Regions from separate parts of the Homo sapiens genome. Here region 1 is linked to region 2. A link is an interaction called in ENCODE POLR2A ChIA-PET data of the cell type or tissue named here. Cell type or tissue: MCF 10A. All regions are shown on one strand.

The links. ChIA-PET counts read pairs that join two places held together with the same protein. Peaks named below come from ENCODE experiments on the same cell type or tissue, not always from the same donor. Only the 100,000 strongest peaks of a DNase experiment are listed, where the experiment ranks them.
Region 1: POLR2A ChIA-PET joins it to region 2 with 9 read pairs; 1 of 35 experiments calls an interaction of 5 or more read pairs at or near these places.

What each region holds. Positions count from the first base shown.
Region 1 is chr10:48,467,196-48,475,195 of GRCh38, forward strand. All of the region lies in intron 4 of ARHGAP22 (Rho GTPase activating protein 22), which reads right to left. Among named protein-coding and RNA genes, the nearest start is that of ARHGAP22-IT1, 40 kb to the right of the region's middle. RefSeq lists an enhancer at 2,788-3,670. In MCF 10A, a CTCF peak has its summit at 4,040; a DNase peak (open chromatin) is centred at 4,326.
Region 2 is chr10:48,413,964-48,421,963 of GRCh38, forward strand. MAPK8 (mitogen-activated protein kinase 8) reads left to right here. Exons shown (of 12, transcript NM_001323329.2): 6 at 6,192-6,357. Among named protein-coding and RNA genes, the nearest start is that of ARHGAP22-IT1, 94 kb to the right of the region's middle. In MCF 10A, no CTCF peak of the experiment used is centred here; a DNase peak (open chromatin) is centred at 3,598.

The DNA.
Region 1 (8,000 bases), 53 kb after region 2:
CAGAGAATCAGAGAGGTTGTGTGATTTGCCTAAGGTCATACAGCTGGTGATGGACCTTCATTAACACCTACATGATCTTTCTGCAAAGCCTGTATTCTTCTTGGGTTAGGTTTCTGAGACCAGCCCACAATCCCCATACTTCCAAAGGGTGAGGGCTGGAATGGGTACACCAGGAAGGCAGGTGGACAGAGAGGCACGGCTAGGGGCAATGCAACGCCAGTAGCAGGGATGGGAGTCCCAAGGGTAGGAGGGCAGAATTCTTTTTTTTTTTTTAGCTTGTACTGAATATTTATTTCACACAGTAGCTGACCAAAGGTGCAGACATAATTGGAGTAACACTTGTTAGAAGAAAAATACTGTGAGTTACTAGTGAGTCCGGAATATAATACTTGAAAAAGAAAACATGGTTCAGCAAGTTATGGGTCAAGTGATAATCAGGGTGACTTCTTTCTTTATTGAATATTATTTTCCAAAACTCTGGAAAAATCGTATGTGAAAATAAATGCATGCATATTGGAAATTTCTAGTAAGGACCTGCTAGAGCTAAGCAGCCTGGGTTGAGCTAAGCCTGAGTTTAAGACCAGCTTTGTCATTTGCAAGGTGCTTACTCTGGGAAAAGTTGCTTAGAGGGCAGAATTCTTAAGGGAGGGATTTGCGGCCCTGGGGCTGGAAGAGGCTGGGGCCCTTCTTCAAGCTGGACGTGCAGAGCTGGGTCACGCCTCTTGCTCATTCTAGGCAGAGCCTGGCCTAGGGTGAAACAAGCCAGGCACTCACCACAGGGGCACAATTTAAGGGGCACCCAAAACCTCACTCAGTAACTAGGATAAACACTTTATTGTAATACTTTTAAGAATAAATATTAGGCAAAAAATCTTTGATGAACAAAAGATCAAAGTTTTCAATACAGAAAGGAGCAGCTATGCACTTGCACAGGCCTTGAGGGTGAGTGCCTCCCACCCCAATCCCACCACATTCCTGCCTTTATTTCACATGTTTGCATTTGACCATGGATGTGGTTGGCTGAATAATGCCCTTCCCCACAAGATGTCCTGATCCCTGGAACCTGTGGCTGTGTTATCTTACACAGTACAAGAGACTTTGTAGGTGTGATGAGGGCTGGAGAGGTTAACCTGGGTTATCTAAGGGGCCAGGTGCAATCATAGGGGTTCTTTTACCAGGAAGGCAGAAGGAAGTTTGACCACAGTGGAGGCGGTGGGGGCAGGACAGAGGCAGAGACTGCAGTGCTGAAGCCGCAGCCAAGGCCTTGCTGTAGCCCCTGGAAGGTTAAAGATACAAGGAACTGCTTCTCCCCATGTCCTACAAGAAACCAGTCCTGCTGACATCTGGATTTTAGCCTTAGAAGACTGGTTATGACTTCTGACCTCCAGAACTAGAAGATAATCACGTTGTGTTGTTTTAAGCTGCCAAATTTCTGGCAGTTTGTTAGAGCTGCAATGTGGACCTAATATAAGGATATTTTAGTATTCATGTTCATTTTTTAAAAGATTACAATAAAATATCTTGATTACTGAGTTTTTTTGGTGCCCCCTTACATTTTGTGCCCCAGGCCAGTGAGGATCCCTAGTCCTGGCCCTGACACTAAGTATGGGGGCTAAGGTCCTCAAAACTGGGAGTGGGGCCGCGGAGCTGTTTTCTCCCTCCCCAGAGCTCAGGTGAACATGAGGGTGCCAGGGCAGGTTGGTGCAGGGTGTCACAAGCCAAGGAATGTCTGCCCTCCACCTACCAACAGAGCCTGGCATTCCCACGGCCCAGGGACCTGCCAGCTCTGAGCAGCCCTGTCCATGTTAAAGAGCAGGGGCCAAGGGCTCAGCAGAAGCTCTCACCAACCAGGGGCCGGCAGGCTTCTCTCAGGTGGGCAGGCAGGGTCTGCTGCCCACATGTTTTCTCTGCTCTGAGCCATGGTTTCCCTGCCTGTGTCTTCAGAGTCAGACTGGCCAGTCTCTGCAGAGTGCCCTCCACCCCTACCCAGGAGCCCCACATGGCTAGAGGCCTGCAGGCACCACCCATTAGAAGGCTCCGGCAGGCACTGCCACATTGAGCTCCAGGTGAAGCCCTGGCCCTGCCAATGCCCACCCCACCTCAGGGGTGGTTTTTAGCTGTGGGGCCTGTTGGGGATGGGAGTGCAGAGACAGTCATGAGACTGCCTTCTCAGGGCAGGGCTGGGGAGCTGACAACCTGAGTCTGTCCAATCACACAAGCAACCCAGTTAACAGTTGGCCTCTTCACTCTGGATGGTCTTTGTCTCTGAGCTGTGTGTACAACAGCTCCCTGGCTAGGGCTGGGATCCAGGACCTTAGGGACTGCCTCTTCCTTCAGTCTTAATTATGCCCCCCTCCCCAACCAAGACAACTCAGATCTAGTGGGTAGAATGCGCTGAGGCCTACCTGGCAACAGCATCCAGCGATGAGCTTACCCTGGAGGTGGGCTGCGCTGCCCCCAGCCCCACTGTGTGTTGTTAGGTAAGTTGCTGAACCTCTGAGTCTCTGCTGCCTCCAGATTGTACCAAACTCCTGGCAAGGGCAGCCCATAGCCAGTGTGAGCTCCCTTCCTCTTCTCTCAGGGTGTGTGGGCTGAAGTCCTCCAGGGCCACTTGGAACAAGCTGAGAGACAAAGATCCCAACCCTAGGACACCCTGAGGCTTTCTGGCATCCTGCTCTCTACAGCAGGCAGCCAGCACCCAGGCTCTGCACTCCAGCCGACTAGGTTGAAATGCCAGCTTCCCACTTATTTGTGGTCTGGACAAAATGCTGGAGCCTCCTTGATTCTGTCTCCTCACCAAAAGTGGGATATAATGGGACTGGTTTCACAGGGCTATTGTCAGGCTCAGCAGGGACACAGAGTCCAGGATAGGAAATGCTGGGGTCCCCAGGGGTTCATCCCCATCTTATCAATAATGGAGACAAACTCTTTTCTGGTTCTGTGATCTGAGGTCTATTGAAGCCAGACTGAAACCAAACTGGCCAAGCTGATGGGCATTTCTCATCAGAGCTGCTGAGAAGGAAGGGCTTAATGAACCAGCAAGGTGGTTAAAAGAGTGTTGAACGTTAGCGTCCTGACCTTTGCAGGAAGCAGTAGTGACAGCCCCCTGTAAATCATCCCGACTAGCTTACCAGGCTCTCCCTAGATAAGGCAGCTGCTCGGGCCTTTGTTCTGGTAAACAGCTCTGTGGCTGTCCCATCAGCAGGGGTGGGGGAGGGTGGCTGTGGCTGGAGGCCATTTCCTCTGCCTTGGGGATCCAAGTTCTCAGGCTCCTGGGGCTCTGGCAGGGGAGAAGCCTTGAGCGCTGCAGGGGAAGGAGGCCCAAGTGTGCTCTGAACACCCTCTATACCCAGAAGAGGCCAGGCCTGCCCTCTATGAGCCTGGACAGGATCCAAGGTCCATAGGGACATCTTCTCCACTTGAGTACATGGACCCTTAGGGCCCACTAGAATGGATGGAAGGCACCAGAACTAGTCTCAAGTACCCCTTCTGCTGGCTTAGTGACCTGAGGCCTAGCCCAGGTCTGCAAGAGTCCTTTCTCTCCCCTTTTGGAAGGGCTGCCTGGAAAAGCCCAGGCCCACTGGCCAGGCAGGTTGACATTCACAGGAACTAGAAATAAGACTGTCTTCTTGAATCTCCCAGGAGGGCTGGGATATAGAGCAAGCAGTGCTGGGGAGAAGTGGTCCACTAGGACCTTGGGCTCTACCACTGGCAGCCTGGCCTGGGGGTAATCACCTTTCACTCTGAATCTGATTATGCCTCCAGGGCTTCCTTTTAGAGATGTCATTCCATCAAATGATGACCACTACCAGCTAACAAGGTTGCATTTCATCCCACCAGGTTGTCCCAAGGTTGGATTTTTTTCCATGTCACATGTCCTGCCCTAGGGCTTCAGGGAGCTGTATTTCTCCCTTCTTTTTTCCACCCATGATTCCAGAGGAACCCAAGGGCAGGAGAGTTGACTCCTGGGGGTCTGAGAAAAGCCTCCAGAGGCCTGTGAGATTCCCACACAGCCAGGCCAGGGCAGTGCAGTTCCGATGATGACCACAGGCCTACTGCCTGTCTCCGGCCCCCATGCCCCGCCCCAGCACCAAGCAGTCACTCTGGGCAGGGACACCTTTTCCCAGCTGGGCTCCTAGCCCCAAGACTGCCTTCTGCGCTGCCACTGGTAAGGTTGGGACAAACAGCTTCAGGGCTTTGCTTGGCGGTGCCTGCTGGCCATAGTGGAACTGTTACCACAGTGCTAGTTAGCACCAGTCCCAGCCCCCAGACTTCTGAATCCAACTGCCCGCTCAGCATCTCCACTGGTTTAATGACTCATAGACACCTCAAACCTAAACGTGTCCAAACAGAGCTATGGCCTTGCCATAGCCTCCCAAACCAGCTCTGTGCTAAGTCTTCCCTTCTTACTTCATAACAACTCCAGCCTCCAGATGCCCAGCCAGACACCATGGAGTTAGCCTCCACTGCGCCCTTCCTCACATCCACAGCCAGGAGAGCTTATCATCCTACTTGCAAAATAGATTTGGAATCTGATCACTTTCACTACCCTGACCACAGGGAGAGCACCCCCTTCTCTTGCCTGGATTATTGCAAATTCATCTCCAGCTCCCCCTTGTACAACTCTGGTCAGCAGGCAGAGTGGTCCTCTTAAATGATGTATTACATCAAGACATTTCTCGGCTCAAAGCCCTCCAATGCCCCCTCCTCATTTCAGAGTAACAGCAGCTGGGCCAGGTGCGGTGGCTCACACCTGTAATCCCAGCACTTTGGGAGGCCGAGGTGGGTGGATCATGAGGTCAGGAGTTGGAGACCAGCCTGGCCAAGATGGTGAAACCCTGTATCTACTAAAAATACAAAAATTCACTGGGTGCGGTGGCGGGTGCCTGTAATCCCAGCTACTCGGGAGGCTGAGGCAGGAGAATCGCTTGAACCCGGGGGGGAAGAGGTTGCGTTGAGCCCAGATAGCATCACTGCACTCTAGCCTGGGTGACAGAGCAAGACTCAGTCTCAAAAAAAGAAAAAAAAGAAAAAAAGAGTAACAGCGGCTGGGTGTGGTGGCTCATGCCTGTAATCCCAGCACTTTGGGAGGCCGAGGCAGGTGGATCATTTGAGGTCAGGAGTTCGAGACCAGCCTGGCCAACATGGTGAAACCCCTGCTGTACTCAAAATGCAAAAATTAGCCGGGTATGGTGGTACGTGCCTGTAATCCCAGCTACTCAGGAGGCTGAGGCAGAAGAATTGCTTGAACCTAAGAGGCAGAGGTTGCAGTGAGCCAAGATTGTGCCACTGCACTCCAGCCTGGGCAACAGAGCGAGACTCTGTCTCAAAAATAAAATAAAATAAAATAAAACAAAATAAAATAAAATAACAGCTAGAGTACTAAAAGGGGCCCAGGAAGCCTCTACCTTCTGGCCACTCCCATGTGGCTCCCTTCCTCACTCCCTCCAGCCCATCTGCCTCTGTGCTGCTTCTAGACCACATCAGATGTTCTGCTTTTGCCCAAGCTATGGCGTCAGTCTAGCACACTTCCACTAGATGTCCCCTTGGCTCACTCTCTCACCTCTTTCAACACCGTATGAACAATGAGATAACACTTCATACCTGTTAGGATGGCTATTAAAAAAAAAACCAAAAAAAACAGAAAACAAGTGCTGGTGAGGATGTAGATGAACTAGAAAACTTGTGTACTGCCAGTGGGAATATAAAATGGGGCAGCCACTGTGGAAAATGGTCTGGAGGCTCCTCAAAAAATTAAAAATAGAATTACCATATGATCTAGCAATCCCACTTCTGGGTATATACCCCAAATAATTGAAATCAGGGACTCAAAGAGATATTTGCACCCTCATATTCACAGCAGCATTATTCACAATAGTTGAAACACAGAAGCAACTCAAGTGTCCATCAATGGATGAATGGATAAACAAATGTGGTATATCCATACAATGGAATATTATTTGAGCTTAAAAAAGAGAGAAATTCCAATATTCCACATAGATGAAACTTGAGAACATTATGCAAAATGAAATAAGCCAGTCACAAAAAGACAAATACTACAGGATTCTACTTACATGAGGTGCTTAGAGCAGTCAAATTTATAAAGACAGAAAGTAGAATGGTGGTTGCCCAGGGCTGGAGGGAGAAAGCCAGAGTTTCAGTTTGGGAAGATGAAAAAGTTCTGGAGAGGGATGGTGGTGATGGTTGTACAACAGTGTGAATACACTTAATGCCACTGAATTGTACACTGTACACTGCTTTCTTCCCTGCTGAGTCCTCTGCCTGCATGTGACAGGTCTCAATAAGTGTTTAATGAATGAATGAGGACTATTTAGTACTCAGAGAACGCTGAGGACTATTTAGTACTCAGAGAGCGCTGAGCACTTTATGTCCATTTTCTCTCTTAATTCTTATGACAATCCTGCAAAAAAGATATTATTCTTCCTATTTTGCAAACAAGGACACAGAGGTACAGCGAAGATAAGAGGTGTGCCAGGTCATGCAGCAAGCAAGTGGCAGAGCCAAATCACACCTAGACCCAAGCCTGTTGCCAAAGCCTCACTCTGCCTCCTCTCACACTTCAATGCAATGGGCTTGGCTAAACCCCTTCCTATGCATATAAATTCCAGGCTTTAAGGGGGCTTGCAGACTCTCTGCAGACAACCAGGCAAGGGATACACATGTTCAAGCACCCACCAGATGCCGAGGCAGCCCTGGGGACCCGGTGACTATTGTCTCCCTTCTCTCTCCTCTCAGAGAGAGCTGGCAAGGAGGTACTGCGCCATGCATCCTTCTGGGGCTGCGTTCCCTGAACTGGGCGTGGAAGTTCAGAGATCAGTTTGAGGAGTATTGGCCTCTTAACAATATCAACTCTTCTCATTCCTGAACATGGGATGTCTTTCTTCTTATTTAGATCTTTTTCAATTTCTTTCAGCAATGCTTTGTTATTTTCAGAATATAAGTTTTATACTTTTTTTTGCTAAATTTATCCCTAAGTATTTTATTCTTTTGGATGCTCCTGTAGATGAAATTTTCTTAATTTCGTTTTCAGTTTGTTCATGGCTACTGTACACAAATAAAATTGGTTTGTATATACTAATCTTGTATCCTTCAACCTTGCTGAATTTTTAATTAATTCTAATAGTTTTTTTGTACTTTCTGTACACAAGATCACGCCATCTGCAAACAGAGATACTTTAATGTCTTCCTTTTAAATCAAGCTTCATTTTATTTCATTTTCTTGCATAATTGACCTGGCTAGAACCTCTAGTACAATGCTGAATAGAAGTGGTGAAGGCAAGAATCCTTGTCTTGTTCCTGATCTTGGAGGAAAATTAGCCAGTCTTCCTCGATTAAGTATGTTATTATCAGTGGGCTTTTTGGAGATGCCCTTTATCATAGGAATTCCCTTCTATTCCTAGGGATAGAATAGAAGTTCACTTCTATTCCTAGTTTCTGGAGTGTTTTAATCATTAAAGGGTGCTGGATTTTATAAAATGCTTTTTCTAGTCTACTAAGACGGTCATGTGTTTTTGTCCTTTATTCTGTTAATATAGTACATTAATTGATTTTCAGACATTAAATCACCCTTCCATTCTTAGAGACGATAAATCTCATTTCATCATGGCGTATAATTCTTTGGATTCAGCATGTTAGGATTTTGTGGATGATTTTTGTATCTATATCCATAAGAGACACTGGTGTTCCAGCAATAATTCTCTGTCCCTCCTACACCATCAATCTTTTGCAATGATGCTTTGTCTTCCAACTTAAAAAAATAAACCAACTTCCTCTTTACCTCACCTCCTCCTCCAGCTGCTGTCCCCATTTCTCTCTTTCCCTTTTCTGCAAACTTTTTGAAAGAGTTGGCTATGCTGACACTCCAATTCCCCTCCTATCATCCTTTCTCATTCCCACTATTATCAGGCATTCCACAAAAGCCCCTTTGCTCAAGTCACCAATGACTGCTCAGCTTTCATCCTCTGGTTGATCTATCAGCA
Region 2 (8,000 bases):
TTTATTATATTTGAAGATTGTATGCTCGTTACCACAATCTTAACTTTAGAAAATTCTATTGCCCTAAAAGAAACTCCACATCCACTCATCTTTATTTCCCATTCTTCTGTGTTCCTTTCACCTCTAGCCCTAAGCAAACACTAATCTACTTTCTGTCTTTGTATATTTGTCTATTCTGGACATTTCATGTACATAGAATTATATAATATGTGATATTTTGTGCTTGGCTTATTTTACCTAGCATAATCTTTTCAAGGTTCATTCATGTATTTATTGTGTGTCAGTTCTTCTTGTCATTTTATTGACAAATATTTCACTGTATAGATATATTGTTTATCCATTTATCACTTGATTATAATTTGGGTTGTTACCACTGACTATTACAGGTAATGCTGACATGAACATTTATGTAAAATTTTTTTGTGTGTTGGTATGTTTTGTATTTTAGTTAAATCTAGCTTATTCTTTGAAAAGTATTGAGAGGATTTTTTTTTTTTTTTTTCCTGAGAGACAGAATCTTCCTCTGTCACTCAGGCCAGGATGCAGTGGCGTAATCATAGTTCACTTGCAGCCTTGAACTCCTGGGTTCAATAGGTTGAAAAGAATTTTTTTTTTTTTTTTTTTTTTTTTTGAGACAGGGTCTCTGTCTGTCACCCAGGCATGAGTGCAGTAGCATGAACATGGCTTACTGCAGCCTTTACCTCCTGGGCTCAGTGATCATCCCACTTCAGCCTCCCAAGTAGCTAAGACTATGGACATGTACCACCATGCCTGGCAAATTTTTATTTTTTATTTTTTTGTAGAGACGGGGTCTTGCCATATTGCCCAGGCTGGTCTTGTATTCCTGGCTTCAAGCAATCCAGCTGCCTTGACCTCCCAAAGTGCTGGGATCACAGGCATGAGCCATCATGCCCAGCCTGGAATTTTTAAAAATTATTTAATTCAGTGGAATTACATCTTCCTTCTGAGTCATCTGCGTCAAATAACCTTACTCATGTAATAAAATAAATACAGAGAGAGTTTTCACAGTATAAGACAATTATGTCTTAGGGCTATTGGGGCTTTTTTTTTAAGTGAACAATCCTGCTACAGGCTTATCCTTAATTATCATTGTAAGTGAATTCCTTGTATATTACATATACAGCTGCTCTAATCATTTGTCTAATGCAATCTTTAAATAACATAATAAAAATCTCTTTAAATGGGAGAGTATTTTATCTTCCTGAGCCCCTACTCATACAGTATGTGAAGTAGAGCAGACGAGTGAAACTTCTAGGTTTGGGTTGTTTGTTTCCTGAGTCCTTAGACCGGGGCAGTAATCCAACATTGTGGAAGTTCATTTGATTTTAGTAAAGCACACCCCTCCAAATAGAAAGGTTCCAGATTAATGAGGATAGCAGGTGGCTGGACCAGAAAAACAGACCAAATGGTAGAAGATAGAAAACAATGGAAACAACAAGAACCACAAAAAACAAACACAAAATTACAAAAGAGCAATATTTATGGTAATATGTTAATCGGATTAGTTCCTTAATTTAAAAAGGTCAGATTTTGGCAGCACACAAGGCTCAACAACAACTGCGTATTTCCATAACACAAACATTCGTAGCTAACTTCAAAAGGCTGAAGGCAGAGAGGTTGGCAGACATATACCAGGAAAATGCAAACATTAAAACAAGGGTAACTCTATTTAATGAGATAAAGTTGAATATGGTGGGGTCAGAGAGGAAGTGTTCCTCTCTGAGAATAAAGAGTCTCGCGTTTTCAAGGTGAAAGATACTATCCAATTAGGATACACAATTATACATGAAGTAGGGTTGCTATACAAAAAGCTTAAACTGTAGAAAATAGAAGAATGGCACAAGCACAGTTGTATTGGGATATTCTAACTTACTCCCTTAGTATCAGTACATAAAGTGGTAAAAATGAAGTACATCTGTAGAAAATTTCTTAATGTGATAAAGTGGAGCTAATGAGATCTACTGGGGTCTGTTATCTATTATGAAGAATCTCCCTTTATCTTGGCTTGGGCTCTTTGGGAAACTCTAGAGTGGGGATACGCATTTAAGTTTTTTGCAGGTGGTCTTGAGGCCACGATTGGTACTCATCTCTCTGCTCTACTACTTATTCTAGATTCACCTCCACCCTTGGCTAGTACTTCTGCTAGTCTGAGGTTACTTACTTGGTAAAATAACCTGACCTTTCATCCCTTGGGGGTTCAGGGCAAGTCAGGATTGCTACTGTGAGACCAAAGCTGACGAGGTCCCACCATCTAGATAGTTGCGGGTCACTTTGTCGGAAAGAGAAAGCCAAGTGATGTGCATGGATGGCTCTTCTTTGCTTGGAAGTGACACACATGACTTCTGCTTAGAGTGCATTGACAAAGCTAGCCATAGACTTGCTTAATTTGTAAGGAAACTCGGAAATGTGGGGAGAGCAGACTTCAGCATAGTGGTGAGCCCCAGCCTCTGCCACAGTCTGTTCTTCTGGCTGGCAAACATTCCTTTGCTCCCTTTATTCCACACCTTCTTAAGGGAAATAACCCAAAGTTCTATTCCATCAAGACATTTATCAAATCCAGGCATTGTTCCTCTTGGTCCAGAAACATAGGAACTGGAATGACCAAATTATATGGCCAACCCTATAACCACTGCTCCCCTGCCAAATACCATAGATGGAGTGGTCAGACAGGGCCAGTGTTATCACAGTGAACAATCCCATTTAGAAAACTGAAAAATGCAGTCATTGGTTAGTTGTAATTAAATTCTTCTGTACAGACATTGTGAGTGTCCCTTGCCGTGGGTGGGGAATATTCCTAATCAGTCCTCCTGACTGATCTCTGTGGTTCTCTATAGTACCTGGCTCTACCCTGTGGGAGAGTCATCTTTTTGCTATCCTCATGAATATATCTAAAGTGGATATTGAAGAATGTATTTTCCTTGAGGGCTGCTCACCTTTCTCAGCCTGCTTCTTACCTATAAAAGATTGGGGCCCAAGGGTCATTTTAAGGCCATCCTTCTCAGCCTTGCCACTATTGACATTTTGGAGCAAACAGTTCTTTCTTTTGATGATGGAATGTTTAGTAGCATTCCTGGCCTCTACCCACTAGATGCCAGTAGCACTCCCCAGTTGTGACAATCAAAAATGTTTTCTGACATTGCCAAATATTATTTTGGGGCAAAATTACTGTGAATTGAGAACTCCTGTTTGAAGTGTAGAAGGATCATAGACCTTTGGCGTTAGGTCTGACAGTTAACTAACTCTTTCAGAAATTTAAGAGATTTCTTATCTTTCTGATTGTAGTTCCTTTCATAGTATCTTTTTTAGCTCATGGGTCCTGTATTCTTGGACTTAATTGAGGCTGTCTTCAGTCTTCCTGTAAGCTTTCAAGCTTCTGTTGGCAGACTGAGGCAAATTTATCAATTGAAAATTTTACAGGACTTTTTCCCTGAAAGGGTTTCATAATTATTATGTGAAAATGATGCATAGAAACCAACCCAAGATATCAGTGGCTTAAGGCAATATTTATTGTTTACTTGGGTCTGCAGGGTTGGCTGTGTGACACTGCTCCAAACTGTGGGTCAAGTTCAGGCTTGTCCCATATTCAGGTTTCAGCATCTAAACTGAAGCATACACCAGAGACATCCTTTTCTCATGGTGAAAGGTAGAAGAGCAAGAGCTATGCTGAGTCAAACACATTCCCCCATATTCCATTGGACAAAATAAGACAAGTGACTGAACCTATCGATAGGGTGAGGACACAGTCTGGGGTGAGCAGGAATATTTGCAGAACAATCTACCATACTTTCTTCCAGGGGTCTAGTAGCATTTAGCTTTTCCAAAATGGCAAGACCCTGAAATTCTAGGCTCTGTTCCCTTTTATTTCTGCTTTAAAAGGTGGCTACTTCTTTTAAATGCAACCAGTAGCTACCAACACAAACTACTGAAGTTTTGCTTTCCAGTCTTTTCTAGAGCAGGGTTCAACAAACTTTTTCTGTCAAAGCCATGTAGTAAATATTTTAGGCTTTGTGGATAATAGTCTGCGTCACAGCTACAAGACTCTGCCATTGTAACACAAAAGCAGCCATAGGTGATCTGTACTTGAATGAGCATGACTGTGTTTCAGTATCAGCACTTTCTTTACAAAGCAGGCAGGCCTTAATTTGCCAGCCCCTGTGCTAGAGCTTCAGGTTCATTGTACAAGTGGCTGTGCAGGTGACAGCTTCATGAAATGTTTTGTTACTACGTAACCTAGATCACCTTTCCAGCCTTCGATGTGAGTTTCCCTGCTGCTCAACTGCTAAGCCAGGATCTTATGTTTTTATAATAATTAACACCCCACCTCTGACACCAGTTTCAGTGTTAGAATAGACTCAGCTGTACTGAATAACAGATAAACCCTTAATTCTCAGTGGCTTAGCACGACTCAGGCTTATTTCCTTTGCTGAATGTGTGGTGCAGATCATGGTGGGTTTGTGGACTGTGCGTTTACATAGATGATCAGCAACCCAGGCTGCCAGAGAATCCTCTGGAAAGTTCCTAATCACCAAAGCAGGGCAGGAGATGACAGGAAGTTGTGCACTGGCCCTTCTCTTCTTTACTTCCACTCACATCCCATGAACTAGAACTACCCACGTGCCCTTGCCTAACTGAGGAAGCTAGAAAAATTGGGGGAAGAAGACAGAATGTTGGGTTAGTTCCACTGCCTGCATAAATTCTAAGTTGCTATTCTTATATATAGTTAGCAGTGTAATTAACAGCTGTAAGGTACATATTGATATATATGGATGAATTTCAATTAATAGTCTTTGAGGCTTTTTTTGACAATTTTTTTGCTTAACAAAAATATCTGTCTTTAAAAATTGTTACTTTGCTCTTAATTTTTTCACAATGAAGTGCTTGAAATTGGAATGTTATTTCTAAATTGGAATCTGCTAGTATAAAGAGCCAGTAACCTTCAACCATCACACTAAACATTGAAGTAGTATCAAAGCTTGTAATATTTATTCTTAAACATGCAGTGTTTCTTTGCTGAGGTACTGTATTTTAGAAGTATTAGCAACATTATATTTACAGAATACCAATAATGAAAATTTTTTTCTTCTGTTTCATTAAGACCTTTGAATTGTTGGTATATTTAATTTCATAAAACCACTAGATTACATATCTTCTAAACCCATCCATGATTGCCTGTCGAAATATGTTAAAGACAACATACATGCTTTTCTGTATGTTAACATTACAAAAGTAATACAAAAGTAATAGTTGTCTTTCAAGCAGGCTATTTTCCTTTTTTGTATTAATCGGTGATATTTAATATGTATACTGCATGTCAGTACAGGTAATACAGTGCATTTGTGTTGTGGATTTATGCTTTCTTCGTTTTTTGGTCCTTTGGCTTATAATAGTATTCATCAAAGCTAACAGGCAAAGTATGTTAAACATGAAGCCATGAGTGTTTATGCTGCTGCCTGACTTTTGATGGGCACAGCACAGAATATGTTAAAGTAGGGGCCAGGTGAAAAATTCTGAATTATTCAGTAGTATCTATAGCAAGTAATTTTATAGATTAGTGGCACCAAGGCAATGGTGTCCTACTTCTACAAACAGACAGAAATTTTATAGCAAATTTGTGTGACTTCAGGTGGGAAATCAGGGATGGAAAAATGGATAATGACTCTTCTAGTCCTTTGGAACTGGGTATCTGCCAGTCTAAAAGATCAAATAACATTTGTTAGGATTGACAAGATGGCTCGTTGTTGACTTAAAACATCTGTATAAAGCTTATTGTGACTTTAAAATGAGATTTTAAAAATATTGGTAATATGTTATGCAAATGAATATAAATGCTAACTTATGACTTTCTTTTACTATAGTAGTTTTTTTATGTGAGCTTTGCGATGTCTTTTCAAATCCCTTTTACTCTAACCAAAAATGTCTAGCTAATCATAATTTCTAGCAATTAAAACATTACTAACTTCTCTAATAACTGTATGTATTCATAAATTTTAAATCCCATAAAACTGACTTCTCAGGTTTGCCTTTTAACGATGAATCAGTGCAGTAATATTACAGTGAGAAAAACGAACAATTAACATGAATGTTTTGCAAGGGATAGTATAACTTTATTGTGAACTGTAGGATTTTCCTATATATCATGGCAGTCATTTTTTAATTTTTATTTTCTGAAGGACTTAAAGCCCAGTAATATAGTAGTAAAATCTGATTGCACTTTGAAGATTCTTGACTTCGGTCTGGCCAGGACTGCAGGAACGAGTTTTATGATGACGCCTTATGTAGTGACTCGCTACTACAGAGCACCCGAGGTCATCCTTGGCATGGGCTACAAGGAAAACGGTCAGCACACACATTTATTTGAAATATTTTTCTGATTTAGCTTTTTTCTTTATTCAGTAGATTTTTAATGTAAATACTTAAGCAGAAGTACGTTGAGTTAAATGTGTATCATTGTTTGAAATGTGTATCAAAAGTTTGCAGGTAACTATAAATTTTTTCATCAATGTTTGGAAAAACTTGGGGCCCTTATTTGTTTAAATACGGATACATAACATCAGTACTACCATTGGATGAAGAATTTGTTGCCGTGGCCCTGAGACAGAATTTATGCTCTTTGCTTGCCTATAACTTGAAAATGAACATTTCTAACATGGTCTCAGGGATGTATAGTGTACTGACAGTTTATTATTAGTGTACATCAGTGATATTTGCCTATATTTCCAACCCCATGAAACTAAAGCTCATAGCAGTAGCACTCATTGTAAATTTTAAGAGATACATTAAGGCCTCTGCAAAGCTGATGGATAATTAAGGTGACCTCTTGAAGGAAGCAGTAAAGTTTCATTAAAACGTTGTATCCAGCCTTAAGGAAATGACTTTTAGTATTTTGTATGGGTATATCCAGTTGTATCAATCAACCTAAGAATCAGTGTTGAACAAAATTATCTGGCATGTAGATCATGAATTTAAACATTTTGTATGCATATACCTACTTATATTTAATTTAGGAAGAAATTTTGTTGAGTCTTAGAAATTTAGGAGATGAATAAATCTGCTAAGAAGCATGGGATTTTATGGAAATAAACCATCGTTTTAAAAAATGTGGTGACTTCATCCAAAATACTACCAAGAATAAAACCTAGACATTTTTTCTGGCAAGGAATCTGGAATAGCAGTTCATTTTGAATCAGGAAATTGTAATAAGTCAACTTTTAAGATTCTTTTTTTATAAAAGATACAATTAAGCTGAGCTTGATTTTCTGAGCTGATTAAAAACAAATACTTTAAACATTTGCTATTAATTTTTTATTCTTAAGTAAATATGCTGTTCTTTTTACTTACACTCTACCTGAAATTTGAAGTTTTTTATTTTTTGGGAATTGATAACTTCACGTGACCCACCAGCATGAAGATTGCTTTTGCATTTGCTGTAATTGATTGTCATAGATATGGTGTTATGTGTCAGTGTCCTATAAATATGATCTTAGGATAGCTCCCTGCCAGAAATTAGCACTAAGAAAAACTGTCATATATAGAATTGAGGCTGGGTATGGTCGCTTACACCTGTAATCCCAGCACTTTGGGAGGCCGAGGCTCGTGGATCACTCGAGGCTAGGAGTTCTAGACCAGCCTGAGCAACATGGCAAAACCCTGTCTCTACTGAAAGTACAGAAATTAGTCAGGTGTGGTGGTGCACACCTGTAATCCCAGCTATTCTGGAGGTGAGGCATGAGAATCGCTTGAACCCGGGAGGTGGAGGTTACAGTGAGCCGAGATTGCACCACTGCATTCCAGCCTGGGCGACAAAGCAAGACTCTGTCTCAAAAAATAAAATAGAATAAAAAATGAACTGACATATGGTTCCTCTTTAGTTAAGAATTATGTAGATCACCTTCTTGCCTTCCCACTCCCACCCTAGGAAACGGAGTCAAATGTAATGCTTAATGATTATAACTACATTAGCCAGCAAGGTTAAACATAAG